3 separate regions of the Homo sapiens genome follow, and all the other regions are linked to region 1. A link is a loop called in an ENCODE intact Hi-C map of the cell type or tissue named here. Cell type or tissue: chondrocyte. All regions are shown on one strand.

Region 1 (2,500 bases):
GCACATGGGTGGTTTAAGTTTCAGGGTGTCTTCACCATATGCCAACTGTCTTGAGTCTTCATTCAAAAAGCAATGGTTCATAGTTTTTCTGTAATTCTCAGAGAATTCGTGAAGGCACCTGAGCTCAAACCACAAGCTTACCCTGTCTCAAAAAAGGGATGTCCACAAAAGCGTTTCAAATGGCTAAAAAGACGGGGGTTTGCCTGTTTTTCATCAGCTCACTGCTCTATCCCCTCCAACTAATGCAAGCCAGGAATGTAGGTGCGGAAGGGAAGCCAGGTCCTTCCCAGTGTGTCCTCCTGATGGAATGCCAGTCCTGAACAGTCCTCTCTACAGATGCTAACAGCCTCTTCCTCCATGTCCGGAAAGACCCCTACTGTGCTCTAGCAAATCTCCTCCACTCTCGGATAACAGTTAAATAAAAGACCCAGGCACACTGCAGTCTCCCAGCTAGAGCCAGATTTCTCTAGATCTTGCCTAGAACAGGCAAAAAGCAGTGCACTAGGAGAAAGGGAGAATATTCTCAGTGCCAACGCTCTCTTTCCCCAGAGCCACGACAAGCAAGGAGCAAAACTGAGGTGAAAACGGAGAGTTCCCCCAAATGCACAAAGTGGGTGCATTATCTGTTGGGGAAGACCCGGGATTTCCCAGAGTCTATTCAGAATGGCAAGTTCTTGCTATGTGAAATATGGGCAGGGTCAACGGTGTAGATGAATTCAGCTCTATTCTTCTTAATGCCAGTGTGCACCTGTGGACCCAGCAGAAGTCGGGGTCGCACAGGACTCTCCAAGCCCCTGGCTTCTCTCCTGCCGGGCCTGTGCGTTTCCCTCGGACCTTAAACGGTTCCCTGGGTTTGGGCAAGCTCAGGGCCCGGCCGGGTGGACTGGATGCCAGGGTGCACCACCGGAATGACAGAACCACGCAGAGCCGCGGGGCTGCGGGAGCCAGTGGGGCAGGAGTGCCCGCGGAGGGCGAGCCAAGGCGCGCAGCCCACTGGCAGGCCAGGCCGGGTCTCTCCCAGGCGCGGGAGCCGCGGGTGGGGGCTTGCCCTCCGCGCCGGTGCAAGGCTCTCACTTCCCCAGCCGCTCAGGGGCGGGCTCCGCGCGCGCAGGCCCCGGAGCCGCCATCCCATTGGCCGGGGGACACGCCCGTCCCCGAGTGAGGGCTTCGAAAGTTTCATTGAAGGTGGAGAAGCGCGCGCCGCCGGGGAGCCCCGGCTGCGCCGCGAGGGCGAGGCTGCAAGGCGGCAGGCGGTGGTCGCGCTGGGCGACGGGACGGCGCTGGTTTTTCTCTTGAGTTTTAAATTGAGGCGGTGGAGGAGGGAGTGGGAGACCCACTCACCCGATATGCGCTCTGGTCTCCATTTCTCCCCACGCTCGCGCCGTTCCTTCGAGTGAGGGAGGGACTCGCAGCGCCGCCCGCGCACCGGACCCACAAGGCGAGCCCCGTGGTGGCGGGGATGGTTCTGCGCGCCTGGCAGCTCCCACCCCGGTCTCTCCGGCCCGAAGCTGGGGGGCGCAGGGGCTGAGCTGCGCTGCCTCTCGGGGATCCGCCGCGGGCCGCCTGGGGGCTGGAGGGCGAGACCCGGAGCCCGCCGGGCAGCTCCGAGAGCCGGGGCCGAGGCCAGAGCGCGGCAGCCTGCGTGGGCAGCGGAGACGAGGCCGGGCAAAGGAGACGCGGTGGCTTCAGAGGGGCTTCCAAGTAGAAAACTCCCCGGCCGCCCCCAAACGACGCCCCGGGAGCCAGGCGGGAGCACAGCACGCCCTTCTTGCCCCCTTTGCTCGCCGCGCCGCCTCCCAGGACCCTCCCAAAGCGTCCCTCTCCAAGGCCCCGGCATCAGCTACCCCTGAAGAAGCCGCCGCCGCTGCCGGATCCAGGATTCACACTAAATGGGCCGGCCGCAGGGGGCCGGGCGCCGGGCTAGGTGGCCGCCAAGAGCCTGGTGAGGGGCTACCCAGAGCCCGGTGGGCGAGGGGCGGCCAAGAGCCCCGGGAGCGTGCCCTCGGGGCGGAGAGCGTCGCGGCCCGCGCCGAGGCGATGCTCGGGTGGCTGCGAGCTGCCGGCGGCGAGAGGCCATAGACGGGCATGGGCCTTGCGTCCCACCACCCCTAGGGACCCTCGAGCCTCGCCCCTCTGCTCCGACTCGCCGGACCGACGCGATGGCCTCAGAAGTGGTGTGCGGGCTCATCTTCAGGCTGCTGCTGCCCATCTGCCTGGCAGTAGGTGAGTCTGGTCCGCTTTCCGAGGGCACTTGAGGAGGACGAGGGGGGCGCCTGGGTGGGGGACTTCTTAACAAAGTGAAGGGCTCTGGTGCTCTGGGGTTCGATTCGGGAGGCCAGCGGCGTCAGACGCGCGCTGTCCCTGGTGCACAGCCTGGCTCTCTCACTTCCCACTCTGGGGCGCGCGATCGGGGTATCTCTTAACAGGATGCTCGGGACGGGCATGTGCTGGAAACTGTTTATGTTGAATTTAGTTACACGTGGATTTTCTTTCGTGGAGT
Region 2 (2,500 bases), 220 kb after region 1:
ACCCATTTCAAATTTCTGTGCGTAAATCAGAGTCCTCCTCGGAGGCTTTGCTGAGCCAAGAACTTGAGCTTCCAAAGGGGTCACCTTTAAAAAATAATAATAATAAAATAAAATAGGAAAAAGAAAAGCAAAACCCTGACCTCTGAGAGATCTGAAAGACGAATCAGATAACATGGAAAAGTGGCTGCCAGTCTCCGGAGAGAACAGAGGATGCGAAGCAAAGAAATCCAGGAAGTGTGCAGCTCGCCCCCTCCTCCCGCGTGTGACCCAGGTCAGAAACGCAAGGCTCCTCCTTGGTCCTTGTGGCCACTAAGTGAAACAAAGTAATGAGTAAGACATTTGTATTCTTTCTTTCACAAAAGGAGATAGGAAGAGCTTGTGCGGCAGGAAGTGTCTGTTTCACCGTTAGACTGCATAGTTACTTGGACATATATGATAAAACCTCAGGAAATGGACTAATTCAAAAGGGTGTTCAGTTTAATTGTGTTTCCTACTCAGTGACAGCATTTTAAGTCCTTGCTGTTGAGAATCTTTCTATTACGCCTTTAATCTTGCTCCAGCAAGAACATCTCAGAGTCGTGGTGGCTGCCACCCTTGGCAGGCTGATCCTACCAAGAGGACGGGGTATTTTGCCAAGTGTGCAGAAAATGGCCCGGACATGATATTTTTCATCAGCTCTTGCTTTCAGTTTTTTTCGTTTTCAATTATTCCTTTTCCTAAAAGCTGAGTACTAAAAGGAAAAAATGCTCAATTAGCATAAAATGGAAGTCTGATTGTTGAGGGGGCTACCTAGGTGGAGTCACTGTGAACTGCTTTTTTCTGTAGTTGATTTATTGGGCCCAGATTTTCATAGGCTCCTATTTTAAGCCTGTTTCATCTGCCTGATTGAACTGAGCCCGTCCAGCTGCTAAGATAGTCACCAAAAATATGTTCCACCCACTAGTGCACTGCAAATTTGTAATAACCAGATAATGGAGAAAAGATCTGGATTGTAGTATTTACTGATATTCATGGCTTAAATACTCCTACCATGGGCGATGCCAAGCTGTGAACGTGACGCCGCTGAATGTGGAGTTGGGTAGAGATCCCGAGCAGCTGCCACCGCCTCCAGCACACCCGGTCTCCCCCGGCAGTGGTCAGCCAGGAATGCCCCTGAGGGCCAAGCCCTGAAGATCTGTGACCTCCTGCACCCTGACTCAAGTCTACTCGTGTAGGCACTAGTTTTCTGTAGCTTTCTCACCATCCAGTGCTCTCCCCTGGAATGCAAACTGAACCAGAGAAGGAAGCCTGGGGAGCTTCTGCCTAAGATCTTAAATGAAGAATTAATATTTCTCTAACAGCAGCCAGTTGGAGGGAGTGTAGCTAACTTAGAATGAGTGAAAGAACAACCATAAAATCAAACCTCAGATTACAGTTCATCCGTCACTTTTGGAAACAAAAAACAAAAAACACTGCTTACATTAAAAAACTTTTGGCCAGGCGCGGTGACTCATGCCTGTAATCCCAGCACTTTGGGAGGCTGAGGCGGGCAGATCACGAGGTCAGGAGATCGAGACCATCCTGGCTAACCCAGTGAAAACCAGTCTCTACTAAAAATACCGAAGATTAGGGCGGGCGCCTGTAGTCCCAGCTCCTTGGGAAGCTGAGGCAGGAGAATGGCGTGAACACGGGAGGCAGAGCTTACAGTGAGCTGAGATTGAGCCACTGCACTCCAGTCTGGGGGACAGAGGGAGACTACGTCTCAGAAAAAAAAAATTTTTTTTCACTTTTTGTATAAACCCTTGCATTTTGACATTTATCTCCTCCCTCTTTATTTTCTTCATGGAATGTGTGTGCATGCAGCCTGATTATTTTTATCACCTGTCCCTCAGTATGCCACAAGATCCGTGTTTACTGCCGTATCCTACTGTCCATTATATTTGAGGGATCAATCAACATTTATGGAATAAATTGAGTGAGTGTCTTGCTTTTACCTGTCTCATGGATGTTATTAAATTAGCGGGTCTGTTTTATTTCCAACATTTTAACCCAAAGGTAATACCTGACATTTAAGAGCAAAGCTAATTTAAATAATGACAGAACTAATCATGTAGAAATATGCAATGTTCTCAGGAATATGGTACTTGAAATCAAAATCTTGAAATGTGTGACACATGGTAAGATTTTTCTACATACATTTAACAATACATTTACTATTTTATTATATATCATGGCATATATTTTTATCAATTGTATTAAAAATGAAGAACTATAAACCACCAGGCCCTCCATATAATAAATAAACATTATGGTCTTTTGTCTGAACTTTGTATTTGACATATGTTCAGGAAAAAGAAGAAATAAGCTGCTATTGTAAGTTTAAACTAAATGTGCTTCATAAGTTTTTATTTTTCATAAAATTTTTAACTATCAAAGTGTCTATGGCATTTCTTTATTTAATTTTAACAAGCGAACATTACTATTTGGCACACACTTCTGGCAAGGTGGAGTTTGTAGTTAG
Region 3 (2,500 bases), 400 kb before region 1:
TCAGGAGGGCAGTAGTAGCCTAACAATATGTCAAAATGTCTCCATTCGCCTCACTTCATGTCATCCCGTAGGCACCGTATCATCTCACATTACCACAGGAAGGGTGAGTGCAGAACAGTAAGATATTTTGAGAGAGAGAAAGGGAGGCCACAGTCACATGACTTTTATTACAGCCTATTGTCTTAATTGTTCTATTTTATTAGTAGTTATGGTTGTTAATCACGTATGGTGCCCAGTTTATAAATTAAACTGTATTTCTGGTATGTATATATGCATGTATAGTAAAAAAATATATAGCATATATAGTGTTGTGTACTATCTGCAGTATTAGGCATTCACTGGGGGTCTTGGAACTATTCCCTGCAGATAAGGAGGAACTACTATACACATTTGGAGAGATACATTTTCTTCCATAAATCCACAGAAAATCAAGATGCTCCTTGTTGAAATACCTTAAGGGCTCACAGGACATCAGTAAAGAACATACAGCCAGCTGCACGTCTTGGTGAGCCTATGGAGGGGGATATTCCCTACCTCCAAGCTGTCTGGCCCTTTGTCGGGGTGAGGGGGCAGATTTCTAAGGGCAACAAGGATTTCCTGGAGCTCCTAAATGCAAAGCTCATTTGCTTTTTATCACAAAATGTGGTCCAAAAAAACAGAGTTCTTATGGCATAAATGCTATTGTCCTAACCTCTTTGGAAGAAAAATCCATTTTTCAAAATACTACACAAAAGACATATCTAGAAAACCATTGTGAGGTTTTAGTTGCTGTAATTAAGAGCTTTCAAACTTTTGTGTAGAATGTCCTTTAAACCATTGAGCATCCCAAGTGTTTATGGTAAAAAGAATCTTACAGTTAAATGACATTGGTGCTGATATGGAAACACTGAAAATGGGTGCACTTTTGTGTATAAGTCGAATGCCCATTCAAGCCTGCAAAGGAAACACCTACTTTAAATATCCTCTCTTCTTCACACATGTTGTCATAACATAAATTGTGGTCAAGACCACGTCTCTCCACCCAACCCCATCAAACAAAAACAAAAGGTCTGCTCTTGAAAACCCTGCCCTCGTTGCTAAATCTCTATGTTAAATAAAGAGGGCGTAGAGCCATTTCTACCAGGTGCTGTGATGCATTTTTCAGTCCCTTTGCCCACCTGCTCCTCACGGCTCTTGTTGTGCAGTACCACATGTCTCCTGTAGATGGCTCTACCTTCCCATTATCTCCCTCTATCCAGAAGTGGCTGCAAGTCTTTAAGCTCCTATTAGTAGTTCTATTGGCGTTTGAATCAGGGACTATGAAATGTAGCTCCAAACCTCACTGACCTAAGTGATAGTGGATACTGTTTATGTAGAAAGGAAAGCCATGAAACATTGAAATAAGGGGAGGCTGGAAAGATCCACTTGGTGGGATGTCCTGAAGGGTGGCATGGTTTAGCCTCAGCAGAGACGCACCGAGGTGCACTAACTTTGGGTAAATCTGTAGAGTCTTTGAAGCATCACAAAGCATTTTAGTATTTTGAAAAGCTCTGATAAGTTCTGTAGAAAAAAACCTTGTTGATTTGCAAGCATTTTTTAGAGATTCTACATGCTAATTTTAACTATCAATATACATTTTTTTTTTGCCTTCTGCTTCTTGTGACTGTTCCTGTCAGAAACATTCTTCTTGGCTTCATCTAATACCTTTATACTATAAGTTTAGGGGTCAAAACTACAGTATGGTAGCCACCGCTGATTTTATATATAAAAATTTTTGGAACACAGCCACAGGCATTTGTTGACCTATCATCCCTGGGTGCCGCTTCTGTGCTACAAGGGTAGAGTCGAATGGTTGTGACACAGAAGGTGTGACTTGCAAAACCAAAAATATTTACTATCTGGCCCTGCAGGGCTGGGTGGGGTCAGGGGCAGCTCCGTGGTGTTCTGAGCGGCATTTAGCAGCAAGGTCTTCACTTTGGTGCTGTGAGGTCAAGAGGCGCGTGGCCCTGCAAGCTGCTTTGGGTGTCCTTCTCAGGCCCCTCAGAGTCGGAGTCGCTATCAGAGGAGCGGGTGAGAGCAGTGGGCACACGGGCTCCTTGTTCTCAGCATTGATGTCAGCACCAACCTTCAGAAGGAGGAAGGGGAGAGTCAGGGACCCCAGTCCAGCTGCCAGGTGCAGGGGTTTGTTTCCTGCAAAGGTGTGAGCATTCACGTTGGCCCAGAACTTGGTGACCAAATGGGTGACAAACCCCAGCTCCTCCATCTCTGTGGCTAGATGCAAGGCTGTTCAGCCCCCCTGCCACTCTGTGGCTTCCACTTCAGCCCCACTGTTCACCAGCAGATCCAGGCACTCAGGGCTTCAGGCTTGGACTGCCAGGTGTACTCTTGCGTCGCAAGAGTGGAAATGGGAAGAAAAGCATCAAAACCTAGTCCGTTGGAGTGTATGTTAAAGAATTTCAAGAAAGGTTTTGGTGGAGATTATGGAGTTCAACTGACCCCTGCAAAGATTGAAAACTCTTTG

What was found. Peaks named below come from ENCODE experiments on the same cell type or tissue, not always from the same donor. Only the 100,000 strongest peaks of a DNase experiment are listed, where the experiment ranks them.
Region 2: a loop joins it to region 1, with 2.6 times the contacts of the local background. A loop is called at or near these places in 3 of 110 quality-filtered maps.
Region 3: a loop joins it to region 1, with 3 times the contacts of the local background. A loop is called at or near these places in 3 of 110 quality-filtered maps.

What each region holds. Positions count from the first base shown.
Region 1 is chr18:11,148,248-11,150,747 of GRCh38, reverse strand. PIEZO2 (piezo type mechanosensitive ion channel component 2) reads left to right here and starts at 1,179. Exons shown (of 56, transcript NM_001378183.1): 1 at 1,179-2,223. The coding sequence starts at 2,160. LOC124904249 (a long non-coding RNA gene) reads left to right here and starts at 2,232. Exons shown (of 2, transcript XR_007066288.1): 1 at 2,232-2,500. RefSeq lists silencers at 827-1,276, 1,517-1,796, 1,817-1,996, 2,007-2,076 and an enhancer at 1,770-2,500. In chondrocyte, CTCF peaks have their summits at 1,174 and 1,381; DNase peaks (open chromatin) are centred at 928, 1,444, 1,567 and 2,317.
Region 2 is chr18:10,924,841-10,927,340 of GRCh38, reverse strand. All of the region lies in intron 3 of PIEZO2 (piezo type mechanosensitive ion channel component 2), which reads left to right. Among named protein-coding and RNA genes, the nearest start is that of MIR6788, 170 kb to the right of the region's middle. In chondrocyte, no CTCF peak of the experiment used is centred here; a DNase peak (open chromatin) is centred at 1,127.
Region 3 is chr18:11,552,226-11,554,725 of GRCh38, reverse strand. No RefSeq gene overlaps it. Among named protein-coding and RNA genes, the nearest start is that of SLC35G4, 56 kb to the left of the region's middle. In chondrocyte, CTCF peaks have their summits at 994 and 1,197 (motif pointing right); no DNase peak of the experiment used is centred here.